2 separate regions of the Homo sapiens genome follow, and region 1 is linked to region 2. A link is a contact called in ENCODE Hi-C or POLR2A ChIA-PET data. All regions are on one chromosome and are shown on one strand. Each heading gives the region's core, a stretch centred on a gene start or an enhancer-like site at or near the end of the contact. The rest is flanking DNA. Distances are from core to core; before and after follow the strand shown.

What was found. Hi-C counts contacts between places; a loop is a spot of excess contacts on that map. ChIA-PET counts read pairs that join two places held with the same protein, here RNA polymerase II (POLR2A).
Region 1: a loop to region 2 is called in a map of posterior vena cava, with 19 times the contacts of the local background. The contact joins the promoter of GK2 here to the promoter of NAA11 in region 2. A Hi-C loop is called at or near these places in 1 of 168 maps with a recorded cell type or tissue (posterior vena cava). POLR2A ChIA-PET finds 5 or more read pairs at or near these places in 2 of 52 experiments (GM12878 and activated T-cell).

What each region holds. Positions count from the first base shown.
Region 1 is chr4:79,406,025-79,413,126 of GRCh38, forward strand. GK2 (glycerol kinase 2) reads right to left here and starts at 2,204. Exons shown (of 1, transcript NM_033214.3): 1 at 337-2,204. The coding sequence starts at 2,176. The coding sequence ends at 515.
Region 2 is chr4:79,321,508-79,328,341 of GRCh38, forward strand. NAA11 (N-alpha-acetyltransferase 11, NatA catalytic subunit) reads right to left here and starts at 4,554. Exons shown (of 2, transcript NM_032693.3): 1 at 3,669-4,554. The coding sequence starts at 4,370. The coding sequence ends at 3,681.

The DNA of each region.
Region 1 (7,102 bases), core at 954-3,453, 82 kb after region 2:
TTTCCATTAAACATTCAGTTAAGATGTAGTCTCTCTAATATGTAGAAAGGAGGACTTGTAGCCTATTAAAAACAAGAATAACAATGACAAAAAGTCCCTTAATTTTAGCAGATTAATTACACCTCTTAATCAAGTGTGTGTAACACAAAGAACCAAATCTGGGTCCATAAGTGTTAGAGGATAGTTGATAAAAAGATTCCATGAATAGAATCTGAATAGCCTATGTTTTAGAAAGAATGGGGCAGAATGTTATGGCAATGGAGGGGGCCAGCCTTCAAGATGGCTGGCCCAACCCTGTCGATGTTAAAAAAAACACACCCAATATTTCTACAGTGCTCTTCTAACGTATTTTCTTTATTTCAGGTCACAAGTCTAGGGTTTTCATGGGTCATGTAGCAAGTGGTTTATAAACAAAATCAGAGTCTATAATAGTGTCATTATATTAAGAGGCAGAACTGCTATATGCTTTCATTATGTAAAATGTTTACATCTTGGGACTCCATAGCTGGTATTATTATGGCACACCCGAGATATATCTTGCTCCAATTAGCATTACCATGCTACTCACTATAAAAAATCCCAAAGGCAGACTAGAGAAGATAGAAGGATCACCACCTTCAGGAGACTGACTGGTAACCCAACCCATTGACTTCATTACGGCTTTCTTCCATGTGGCATAACGAATTTCACTTTCTGTGGCCTGGATCTGTGGTTCAAATCGTTCCATCCTGAGAACTGACAAAGCCTGGGGTTCAAGGCTCCAAACGCTTACTCCCTCTGCAGCCCCTGCTGCCATGGCAGCTCCTAGTGCAGTTGTTTCAGGCATAAAGGGTTTTATTACTGGAATATGAAGAATATCTGCTTGTAGCTGCATAAGAACTTTGTTGTTGGTCATTCCTCCATCTACCTGCAAATGACGAAGTGGAATTCCACAGTCACGGTTCATGGCTTCCAAAATCTCTCGGGTTTGGAAACAAACAGCTTCTAATGCAGCAAAAGCAATATGACATTTATTGGTAAACTGAGTGAGGCCACAGAGTATCCCTCTTGCACTGGGCTCCCAATAAGGTGCATATAACCCTGAAAAGGCTGGGACAAAGTAACAGCCATAAGAAGTTCCTACTTCTTTAGCAAGTCTTTCAATGTCTCCTGAGGTCTCTATAATTCCAAGATTGTCTCTTAGCCAACGAATAACAGCACCTGCTATAGCAACAGAACCTTCCAGTGCATAATATGCTGGCTTCTCTCTGCCTAGTTTGTAAGCTACTGTGGTCAAAAGGCCATGTTCAGAAAACACACATTTACGACCCGTATTACACAGTAAGAAGCAACCTGTTCCATAGGTGTTTTTGGCTTGTCCCTCCTGGAAGCACATTTGTCCTACTAATGCAGCACATTGGTCCCCCAAACACCCAGATATTGGCACACCTTCCAGGGCTCCAGTTTTAATTAGGCCATAGATCTCAGAAGAACTGAAGACATTTGGAAGAAGGTCCATTGGAATTTCAAAAAAGTCACAGAGCTCTTTATCCCATTCCAAAGAATGGATATTAAAAAGCATTGTCCTACTTGCATTTGTTACATCTGTACAATGCACGCCTCCATTAACTCCTCCTGTCAAACTCCAGATAAGCCATGAATCAATGGTACCAAAAAGAGCTCTACCTTCTTCAACAGCCTTTTGGACGTTTCTCACATTGTCAAGCATCCAACGAAGTTTTACTGCACTGAAGTAAGTGCTGAGTGGAAGGCCTGTCTTAGACTTGACGAAGTTACTATTTCCTGGAATTTTTTTACTAAGATCCTCAACAGTAGTCTGGGTTCTTAGATCAAGCCACACCACAGCATTGTAGAGAGGCTCTCCTGTTAACTTGTCCCAGATTACAGTGGTTTCCCTCTGATTGCTGACACCAACAGCTTTTATGTTGGATATATCAATATTCAGTTCGTCAAGTTTCTCACACGTTCTCGCTATACACTCGTAGACAGACTGAAGAATTTCTTTAGGGTCTTGTTCCACCCATCCTTCTTTTGGGAACTCTTGTGTTAATTCCACTTTGTGATGACTAAGTAGTTCCGCTGTTTTTGAATTGAAAACCAGAAAGCGAGTGGAGTTGGTGCCCTGGACCACCGCTCCCACCAACGGCCCCACAGCTGCTGTCTTTGGGGCTGCCATGACACCAGTAGGTCGGCTCAGCAGCTCTGGGACCGTTTCCCAGGCCACGGCGGTGTTGGGGGCAGGGAGCGCAGCCAGTCAGGAGCACAAGGCGCAGGCGCAAGGCAACCTTTGCCCTTTAACTGGCGCGGCGCCTTCTCACCCCACCCCTCCAGCCCAGGCTTCACCTCCAGCCACTCAGTTGTCTTCTAAGATTTAATTTTTTTTTTTAAATCATATATTTATCCATGTAATTACAGTTACCGGCGTTCACTCTTTTGTGTGGATCTATATCTCTACGTTATCATTTTCCTTCTTAATAGTGCAGGTCTGCTGGAGATGAATTCTTCCAAATTTGAACATCTGAAATATATTTCATAGTAATATTCAAAGGTATTTTCTCGGGGTATAGAATTCTATTTGACATATTTTTTCTTTTTAAGTTTCAGGACCTTGGAGCTGTTGCTCTACCATCGTCTCTCTTGCTGTTTCAGGTGGAACTTTGCTATTATTTTTAACATGTCTATTTTTCTCTATCTTTAGGGTTTTGCTCTTTATCAGTGGTTTTGCCCAGTTTTATCATGAAGTGTCTTGGAATAGTTTTCTTATTTTCTTTGCTTGGGGTTTACTGAGCTACTTGAATCTGTAGGTTTACAGGTTTCATCGACTTTGAAAAGCTTTGGGCCCATTATTTCTTCAAATGTGTTTTATTCTGTCTCTTCTATCCCTTAGGGACTCCATTGATGCCCTACTCATTATAATTACCTTTTCTCCTTGTCCTTGATTTCAGATAGTTTCTGTTGCTCTCTCTTCAAGTTCACTAATCTTTTCTTCTCCAATGTCTGCTCTGCTATTAATTCATCCAGTACATTTTTCACCTCACATATTGTAGTGTTCATCCCTAGAAGCTCAATTTGGGTTTTTTAATATCTACTTAACTTTCTGAACACATGGAATACAGTTAGAATAACTTTTAATTTCATTTTCTGCAATTCTAACCTCTGTGTCAGTTCTGGTTCGGTTTTGATTGATTGCTTATCTCCTCATTATGGCTTGTATTTCCTGTTTCTTTGCATGCCTGATAAGTTTTAATTAGATGCCAAACATTGTGACTTTTACCTGACTGGGTGCTTGATATTTTTGTATCCCTATAAATGGTCTTGAGTTTTGTTTTGGGATGCAGATAAATTACTTGGAAACAGTTCAATTCTTTTGCGTCTGCTTTTAAGATTTCTTAGATGGCACAAGGATAGTACTCAGTCTGGGGCTAATTCTTCCTCTTTACTGTGAAGAGATCTTTCTATGTACTCTACCCAACACCCCTGACAAATGAGGCTGTTTGGAACAGTAATTCCTCCCAGCCCTGAGTGACCACTGGATACTGTTATCTCTAGTCTTTCCAGGTGCATCTTTCGTTAGCCTCAGTAGTTTTCTCCTATACATGCACTGATCAATACCCAACTGAATACTCACTGGGGGACCCTCTAAAGCTCTCTGGAGTTCTCTCTCTATGCAACTCTTTTTTCTCCAGTGCTATGCCTGGCAGAGTCTAGCTTCTTTGGTTTCTCTAGGCTCTCAGCCTAATCTCCTTGCCATAGGTTTCCACTGAGTTTCAATTGGGTTCCCTGTCTGTGCTGTTGCTTCAAAACTCTCTCAAGAAACTAAGCTGGGGAAATCATAGTAGTCATGTCACTTGTTTTTAATCTCTTAGAAATTACTGCCTTTCATTCCGTGATATCCAGCATTTTGTGAACTGTTGTTTTATATTTTGCACATTATGTGAACTATTTCATCTATTTTTTCCATTTTTGATTGTTTTAGATGAAAAGGTAACTCCAATCCTTTTTACTACATCTTGGCCAGAGTGGAATTCCACTAAATGGAAACTTAAATTTTCAGATTAACTATAGAGTCGGTGAATAAAGACTTATTTAATCATTAATTAAAATATATTGAATATGCAGTCAATGAATGGCAATTTTTTGTATTAGGGCATAGGCTACATTTCTGAATTAGCTCAAGGATAAGGCCCATTTGTGTTTAGTAAAACCAAATAGAACAAGATAGAAAATAACATAAAAATTAACTGTGATATTGTTATTTCACTATTTTATCTGGGTCGTATTTTTTATTTAAGCAAAAACCCTTCAGGAAATACTATGAAGTCTGAGAAAGAAAGAACATTGAGACTTAATTTGCGAAGTAAGGTATAGAAATTATTAAAAACTGGATCAGATTTTCCTGGTTGTGTCTTTGTTTCTAAAATTCTATCAAAGCTTTTCCAAGCAAAATTGTAGAGGCAACATTTACCCGTATTCCAGTTAACCATAACATGTCTGCATTTTCATGGAACAAATTTATATTTACATTGTTTTAACTTTTTTCTCTCCAGGTATTTGGCAAGAGTAAACATTGTGTGTATAGATTAATGTACGCAATAAAAAGATTTGACCCAGAGCTTCTTTTCTACATTCCCTCTCTCCGTTCACACCAATATTTACAAACAAATGTTCCTAATTCCATTAGGTTTTGAGTCTGGGAATACTTTAAGTATTTTGTCTTTAATACAAATACCTTATTTATAAAATCGTCAGTTCTGCTTATAAAGAACTGGCTTACATAGTAGTTTCACTGATAATAAATTGTAGCCACTAAATAATCAGATAATAAGTGTCCCAATATAGTTTAGAAAGTTTACCAAATTGCAATAACTTCCTTAGAGTAATTGCAAACTACTGATGGGTTTAACCAAAGCTGATAAACAGTATTTAAAACAAGCAAACGAAAACTAAGGAGCTTAAATGAAGTCCACTATCTTCTTTATTTCAAAAACAAAACAAAACAAAACCAACTAAAATTTTTGTTGTCTATAATAGCTTCTTTATATTCTAATGTAGGATTTAAGCACTTCTGAAATCTTTGTTGGCACTACCTTATTTGTGAAGGCATTCAATTTTACAAGAAAATTGTTATTTCATTTGTATTATATTCCACAAAATCATAAATGCTTTAATGGTGAACATACTATTCAGAATAGTTCAAACAACAAAAATATATGAGGGGATTTTCTTCAAAAAGTCTTTTATTATGGGATTGTTAAAAATAGAGTTGTTAACATACTTGACTTTGTATATTATTCATTTACCTTTAAGGCTACTCTTCTAAAGTGCAGCTACTTAGTATTGAAGGTTTTAAGTAGTGTTCACATTGTAACATTTAAAATTTACTCATTCAATCAGTAACATGGTGAATATGTTTTGAGAGGTTGCTATCTATGGATTTCATTATAAGCCATGATATAGTGGTGCATCAAACATTCTTACTGCCCTTATTATAACCTTTAAGTTAAGAACAGTACCAGCTTAACGTACTTATCTTAATGACATATTTTCCTGTGCATGTTTTAGAGAGCCACTTGTTTAATTATTTTTTTCCTGTTAAGCACACTAAATTGTAAGTTCAATGAAGTCAGGGACCTTGGTTATTTAATTCAATCCTGTATTTTCAGCACTTATACTCAAAGCAGGAATTCAAGTGGTATTTGTTGGATGGATTAATGAACACCACTAAATATGGCCCTCACTTTATTAAGCAATCATCGTAAAGTCAAGATAAATTTAATTTTGCTTGCCGGATAGGCTATTGGTTATTCATTTTTCTTTTTCTTTTTTTCTTTCTTTCTTTCTTTTCTTTTTTTTTTTTTGAGACAGAGTCTAGCTCTGTCGCCCAGGCTGGAGTGCAGTGGCACGATCTCAGCTCACTGTAACTTCCGCCTCCAGAGTTCAAGCAGTTCTCCTGCCTTAGCCTCTGGAGTAGCTGGGATTACAGGGGCCTGCCACCACGCCTGGCTAAATTTTGTATTTTAAGTAGAGATGGGGTTTCACCATGTTGGCCGGGCTGGTTTTGAACTCCTGACCTTAAGTGATCTGCCCACCTCAGCTTCCCAAAGAGCTGGGATTATAGGCATTAGCCACCGCACCAGGCCTCATTTTCAATCTGATATAATAAGATGGATTGATGAAGAGACAGAGGATTGTATAGATAGAAAGATATGATAAAAGTAGTATAATAAAATGATAATTATATAATCTGTGTGGTAGATACGATGTTGATGAAAGTTTTTTCAACTTTCTATATGTTTTCAAATTTTCATAATAAAATGTTAGGAAAGTGTGATGTAAATACAAGCTGATCAAGCTGCAAAACAGTGCAAAGAGACCTATTTCATACAGGCTCTTTTGTTTGGAGGGACAGTTGAGTGAATGGAATAAAAAAGTCGCTGTTACGTTTACATCAATTTGAGAGACTCTGTGGCAGAATAATCTAGTTGTAGTTGTTCATCCCAAGAAAACCATTAATTATGAATGATTAAGATAGTTGTACTTTCATTATAAGCATTTTCTTCTGCTTTTTATAAACTTTTTAAATTCTAGGAAACCAGCTGCCTGTTTAATGCCTTGGCTCTTAGAAAGAAATTGCAGACATCTAAGAATGCTGCCACTCTTTTCAATCTCGAGAGTGGGAATCAGTGGAAAGTTTAGATTTCACCAAATTTGGACTTATCTTAGTCATGAATTTGAGAGTGTGCAACCTGATGGTAAGAGCATTCATTTATATAGTTTGTGGCTAGCAAATTTGACTTTTTTAGACCATGTCATAACCAATGCATCATCACAGTTGGTAATCTTCAAAACACTGATGCATTTTTCTACATGCTGTTCCCAAATGTGCTGGACCAGCTGTTGAGAGCCATACCATCCAATCGCCTGGAAGACCTCTTCTTGGACCACAAATCACCTAACGTACTATCCCTCTTTGTTCTAATGAAGAAAGGAAAAATTAAAGCAAGCTACCGTGGTTTATTACTCATGTTTTCTCTGTTATGCATGGGCCGTGGGAGCCACCGCATTCACATTAGGAGCCCTTGGCATTTTAGGTAAGCATTAC
Region 2 (6,834 bases), core at 3,304-5,803:
TCTTAACCTGGGATCTATTTAATAAGATGTAGGAGAACCATGACCTTGGATTTGGAACAAAAACAATTCTGTATTTTCATCAACCTCTAACTGAAATCTGGCAATTCTTTAAATTATGAACATAGGAATCAATGCACAGTAGTATTAGCAATACTTGAGACTTTGTCACCAATAAAACTCATAGGTATTTTCATATCACATTATAGATACTTAAGGTATCTTAAATATCATTTATACTAAAATTTACTTTGAAATAATAGTAATTATTAGGCTATTCAATATGCTAACACAAAGCACATATATTACAACAAAAGTATTTTTAAAATAGTTTGATAACTATATCAATGAAATTGTTTTCCTTTGTAATCTGGTATAATTTTTACATCTTTTAAAAATTTTTCTGCTTCACCAGATTGCCAAAGGGAGCTACAGAAAATTAAGAATCCCTGTCTAAATGATCCCTGAATGATACCATGGAGTAGGGTCCATCTTTTCCCCTCTACTCCACATCACCACCACACTGATGACCCACATTGTACTATGATGTGAGAAATAAGATTTTATTGGGTTAAGTTACTGAGATTTGGAAGTTAATTTTTAGAGCAGTTAGCCTGTGCAGACTAATACTCATATACCCTTGCTACCAAAATGGTAAGAGACCTCCGGTTGGAAAAGACCCAGAAGTGAATCCTGAGGATCAAAGATTGGATGGGGCCATTGAATATGTCTCAGCAGATAACAACTCAGAAAGACGGTGAAGCTCAGTCTAGGAAACATTTCCTTCAACTTAGAAATAAAGTTCAATTACGGTATCATAAAGAAACAGTTCAATTATTCTTGAATTTGTATGCTGAAATTTATAACTGTGACACAACAATGAATTTTCTTATTTATTATTTCTCTCTTCTTTTACTACAGTGGCAGTTATTTTGTTTCTCATAGCAGATATTAAGTGCTTTTGAATTCATCAGTTTTATAGGTGTGTGTGTGTGTGTGTGTATATATATATATATGGTTTTAAAACAACCTCTGATTAGCTCTGTTCTCAGCTAGAGTTTAACAATGAAGAGAAGCAAATAACTACAAAGATGAGATCAATACTGTGTAAGTCCTTCTACGAAGGAATTTGAAAGTTGAAATTTTTTTTAAAAGGTTTGTGCATTCAAAGAGTCTTGAGAGAGCCCTCCAGGGTTTTCAAGACAGGTGTAAATTTGACAACGCTTTCTCAAGGCATCAAGTTTTAATTTCATCTTTGCTTTTAGACTGTTCTGCCGGCTTTATTTTTTAGAAAAAATGAATCAGTCACTGTGAAACTTTCAGGTTATTAAAAGTCAGATGCAAAATCTCCTCTGAGGACAGATTCTTTCTAACCACCAAAGACTTACTGTATCTAAATTTTTATAACATACTGAACTGTAACTGAATGAAAATAAAATGGGATTAGTGTGTTATAGCTTCGGTTTTGGCATTAAAATGCAAAAAAAAAGTCCATTTATTCTTAAATGCTATATAATATAAACATCAGTCTGTCTTGATCACTGCTGTATACTCAGCTCCAAGCCTAATGCCTGACAAATATTTTTATGAATGAGTAGACTAATCAAATAGCACTTACTGAAATTATATACAGAATACACTATTTATGACTAGACTTTGCCATGAGAAGTTGCTGCCTTTCATACATGTAAGGGTAAGGTGACTAGATTAAGATGTTAAAGCCTGTAAACTGCCAGTAGCTCACCGACCCTTGAAATTCCTAAGGCGATACAAAGTCCTTTGATGGAAGAAATACTGTGGTATATTATTACAATTAAGTTGTTTCTAACATACCAATCCTTTAAAACTTAGTTTCAGTGGTTTCTTAGTATTAGCATAAGTGTGTATTAAGAAGTACAAGAGCTGGGCGCGGTGGCTCACGCCTGTAATCGCAGCACTTTGGGGGGCTGAGGCAGGCAGATCACAAGGTCAGGAGTTCGAGACCAGCCTGGCCAATATGCTGAAACTCTGTCTCTACTAAAAATACAAAAATTAGGCCGGGCACGGTGGCTCATGCCTGTAACCCCAGCACTTTGGGAGGCCGAGGCGGACGCATCACGAGGTCAGGAGATCAAGACCATCCTGGCTAACACAGTGAAACCCCGTCTCTACTAAAAATACAAAAAAATTAGCCAGGCGTGGTGGCAGGCGCCTGTAGTCCCAGCTACTCGGGAGGCTGAGGCAGCGGAATGGCGTGAACCCGGGAGGCGGAGCTTGCAGTGAGCCAAGACAGTGCCACGGCACTCCAGCCTCGGCGACAGAGCTAGACTCCATCTCAAAAAAAGAAAAAAAGATACAAAAATACAAAAATTAGCCAGGCGAGGTGGCGGGCGCCTGTAGTCCCAGTTACTTGGGAGGCTGAGGCAGGAGAATAGCTTGAACCCAGGACGTGGAGGTTGCAGTGAGCCGAGATCGCGCCACTGCACTCCAGCCTGGGCGACAGAACGAGACTCTGTCTCAAAAAAAAAAAAAAAAAGTACAGTAATTGTTTTGGCTCTTTAACTTTTCATGCTAATTTTCACACATTCGAAAGAGTAAATGGCATAAGGAACCCCCTAAGTACCCATTTCCCAACCCAACAATTATCATTGCCATTCTTATTTCATTTTCCCTCTTTCAATCTTTTTCTTCTTTTTTTGCTGGATTATTTTAAAGGAAATCCTAGGCATCCTATTATTTCAGCTATAATTATTTCTGTATGTATCTTTAACAGATAAGGACTTTCTAAACATAATACAATACCATTTAGCTCCTCTAATAAAATTATTAGTAATTCCTTAATATAGTCCCCGTTCAAATTTTGCCTGATTATCTCAAAAATGTCTTATACATGGTTTGTTTGAATCAGTATCCAAACAATGTCCATAGCAGTTGAGTTTAATGTATCTGTAAAGTTTAACAGAAAATGCTTCATCTTTTTTTGTGTGTGTGCCATTTATTTGTTGAAGAAACCAGGTCATTTGTTTTGTAAAAACCTCTCATTCTGGATTTGGCTGTTTGCATCATGGTATAGTTTAACAAGTCCCTCTATTTTCTGTAAAATGGTAGTCAGATCTCATAATTTTCTTTTGGAAAGAATATTTCATAGGTAGTACTGTGCACTTCCTGTTGCATAAGGAGACACATATTTGTCTCCACGTTTAGTGAAGACTGACTACACTGACTTCAAGTGTTGTCAGTCTGATCCATCATTACAAAGTGCTCCAACTTTTACCTAATGCTATTAGCCATTGATGACTCTTGGCTGGGTCCATTATTTCATCAAGAGTTGGAAAATGATGATTTTATATTTCTATCATTATTACTAACTGGAATTCCATAAAGAAAAAAATGCCTTTCATCAACTACGTGGTTACCCTGAAATACAACTCATGCCCAAAAAGCAGGATAAATGCTTGTTTCTTCATTGAAATTAATCTACTTTCAGCATGAGCTGGTATCCTATTTAACTTCCAATAGCGTGTAATGAGTCTCCCTCAACTCACTCTAACTTCTCCCTAAGGTCACCAGGTGGTTTTTACCGTAAAATCTCGCAGGGCCAGAATGGGGTAAGACAGGATGGAATTGGGCAGGCCAAGGCAGGATGCAGGGATTTAGGAGAAGGGGGTACTGGGTCAGGGAAGACAGAATACCTTAAGCATGCTCTAGGAGGTGGAATCCGAGCTTTCTGAGCTGTCCTGGACGTTGGTGCTCTCCACAGACTCCTTAGGTTCTTTGCTGTCACTGCCACTTTCTTCGGTAGCCGGGTTCTTTTGCTGACAGGCCTCTTCAGAATCAGAAAGTGTGCTGCCCTGGGTCTCCTGGTTCTCCCTGGAGCCCAGGACCACATACCCGCCCTTCTTCAGGTCCATTTGTCGTCTCAGCTCATCTGCCATCTGCGAGAGATCCCGCTTCATAGCATAAGCATCTTCCCCATCTGCATAGTATTTAGGTTCCACCTCACTAATCTGAAAGTTGAGGGTGTTAGAATAAAGGTGCAAGGCTGGCCGGTTACTCTTCCTGACGTGCAGAGACACGTATTTGGCGTTAAAGTTCTCTATCATGGCCCTGGAGGCCTGGTCCATCAGCTTCTGGGCCAGGCCGAGGCGCCGGTGTGAACGCTTCACGGCCAGTGAGGTGATATGGCCATGCGGGACATCATCTGGTTCCTCCTCCATTTTGGCCAGAACATAGCCCACAATCTTCCCGTCCTCATCCTCAGCGATGTAAGAAAGCTGGGGCCAGGAAAGGCCATGATATAAATAGTATTTCATCTGGTAGTTCTCAGGAAGGCAAAGGAGGTTGCAGTGTTGCATATTCATCAGGTCGTCTGGCTGAGCGTTGCGGATGTTCATAATGGCAGAGGGTAGGGAACCGGTTGGACTGCAGTGAACCCAGAAGAGGCTGTCGCCGACCTTAAGGGGCACTGTTTGCCTCAGGAATCGAGTCCAGGGGGCTAACACCACCGGGCTGAATCGTGTGGAGGGCGGATGGCGGGAAGGCGGAAGGAGCAGGAGATGGAAAAGATGGTGCCAAACTGCGGCTTTCAGAAGTGCGTCACTGATCCCAGCCAATGAGGTTTCGCTTCATTGTGCGTGTGCGTGCGCAGGGGTTAGGGGGTGGGGAGAGAGGAGTTCATTGTGGTCGCCTTTGTTTTAAATAACGCGATCCATTGCAATTATTATTTTTGTTTCAGTTTTAACTTTTTGATTTGGGTACATCTGAATAAATTTTCACAAACTGGAGAAACCCATATAACAGGAACTTAGAGAAAATAAAGAACATTGTATCCCAGAACCCCCCCTCCTGTCCCCTTCCAGTACCTGCTTCCAACATCCCAAGAATAACGATTACCTAGACTTCCGACAGACTTTATATAAATGGAATCATAGTGCATGCATTATTTTTGTGTCAGGTTTTTTCAGTCACTCTTTGTAAGTTTCAGCCACCTCGTGTATAGCTGAGGGTTCTTTATATTCTTCCTTGTTTGATATTCTATTGCCTAAATATGTCACAATTTTTTTTATCAATTCTACTGTTACTGGCCATTTTGTCATTTTCAGTTTGGGAATAGTACCCCTAGGGTAGCTGAACATTCTAGACTTGTCTTTAGTTGGAACAAATGCATATTTATCTAGGATTAGAATTATTGGGTCATTGAATATAATGATGTTCAACTTTTATAAATACTGCCACTTTTTCAGAGTGGTTGCTCCACCTTCTCAACAGCATTTGCTATTTCCCCATTGTTTTTATTTTAGCCATTCTTTTGTAGGGGTAGAAGTATTACACTGTGGTTGTATTTGCATTGCACTGATGAGTAGTAAAGTTGAGCACTTTATATGCTTATTAGCCATACTGTGTTCTCTTTTGTAAATGGCTGCTCAGATTTTTTTGCTCATTTTTCTACTTGTGTGTCTTTTTCACATTAATTTTTGAGTTTTATCAAAAATATATTCTGGGTATAAGTCCTTTGTCAGATATATTTGTAATGAATATCATTCTTGTCTATTGATTGATATTTCCCTTTCTTAATGGTGATTTTTGACACCAAGCATGAATTTTAATATAGTTCAATTTTTCCAGTTTTAAAATTTGGTGGTTAATGCTTTTTGTGTTCTGTTTAATAAATCGTTGCATACTCCATGGTGACTGAAGGCATTCTTTTATATTTTCTTCTAAGATTGTTAGTTTTACATTTTATATTTAGATCTGCAATTGACTGAAATTTAGTTTTGTGTATGCTGTAAGGTATCAGTGGACCCAATATTCTTTTCCTGTGTGGATGTACAATTCATATAGCACCATTTACACCATTTTGTGAAAAAAGATTATTATCCTTTCTTCATATTACTGCATTGTTACCTTTGTCATAAATCCTAAGTTTTATTTGTAGATGCATTTAAAAATTTTAATGTCATCTTAGCTGGGTGTGGTTATTCATGCCTGTAGTCTCAGCTACTTGGGAGGCTGAGGCAGGAGGATCACTTGAGGCCAGGAGTTTAAGGCTGTAGTGAACTATGATTGCATGACTGCACCCCAGCCTGGGTGACAGAACAAGAAGAAGAATAAGTAAATAATCATATGCCATCTCGATAAAGCAAGATTTGGGGTATTTAATAGTGCAAGGAAGTCACATTTTATTAGCACTACTTGCACAAATGGAATTATCTGTGTGTCTCGTACAGTCTTTCTTCCCAGTTTCCTAGCAGACCTCAGAACTCAAGTACCAAAATGAATTATGTTGTAATTAGCCAGGTCATGGATACCCTCTTAACTCATCTAGAATATGTGTGCAGCTTTCTTTCCAATGAGGGTACGCACTCCTTTAATAGCTAGAGTAACCTAGAGCCATGTGATCTGTGAAACATAGCTTGAATAGCCACTATTTTTGTTGTATTTTGACAATTGGCAGTATCTATTAATATATTTTTAAGATTTAACGTAAGCATTTTAGCTCCCTGATTTTTTGATAGGCTGTATACATTGGAAAAGTTATTCACCAGTATTATTTCCGTTCAGAAATTTCTTTCATGTTGTGCCTGACACCATGGATGGGGATCTATAATTTGTAGTGATGTAGCTCTAAAAGCATGATCCAGAAGAGTCATTTTGTTGATTCTTCTGTAGTGGGTTCTTCTTTTAAAAAGCATAGACTATTGAAACTTGAGTGCACTGTATTCTTTGACAGGGTTAATTTAAATGCAGCCAGGTTCATTACAGATACTATATCCTTCAACATAGAATAGTGCTGACTTAATGCTCAAGAGTTGGGCAGTATACTTGACTTATTCCAGAGTAGGCATGGTACCAAAACCA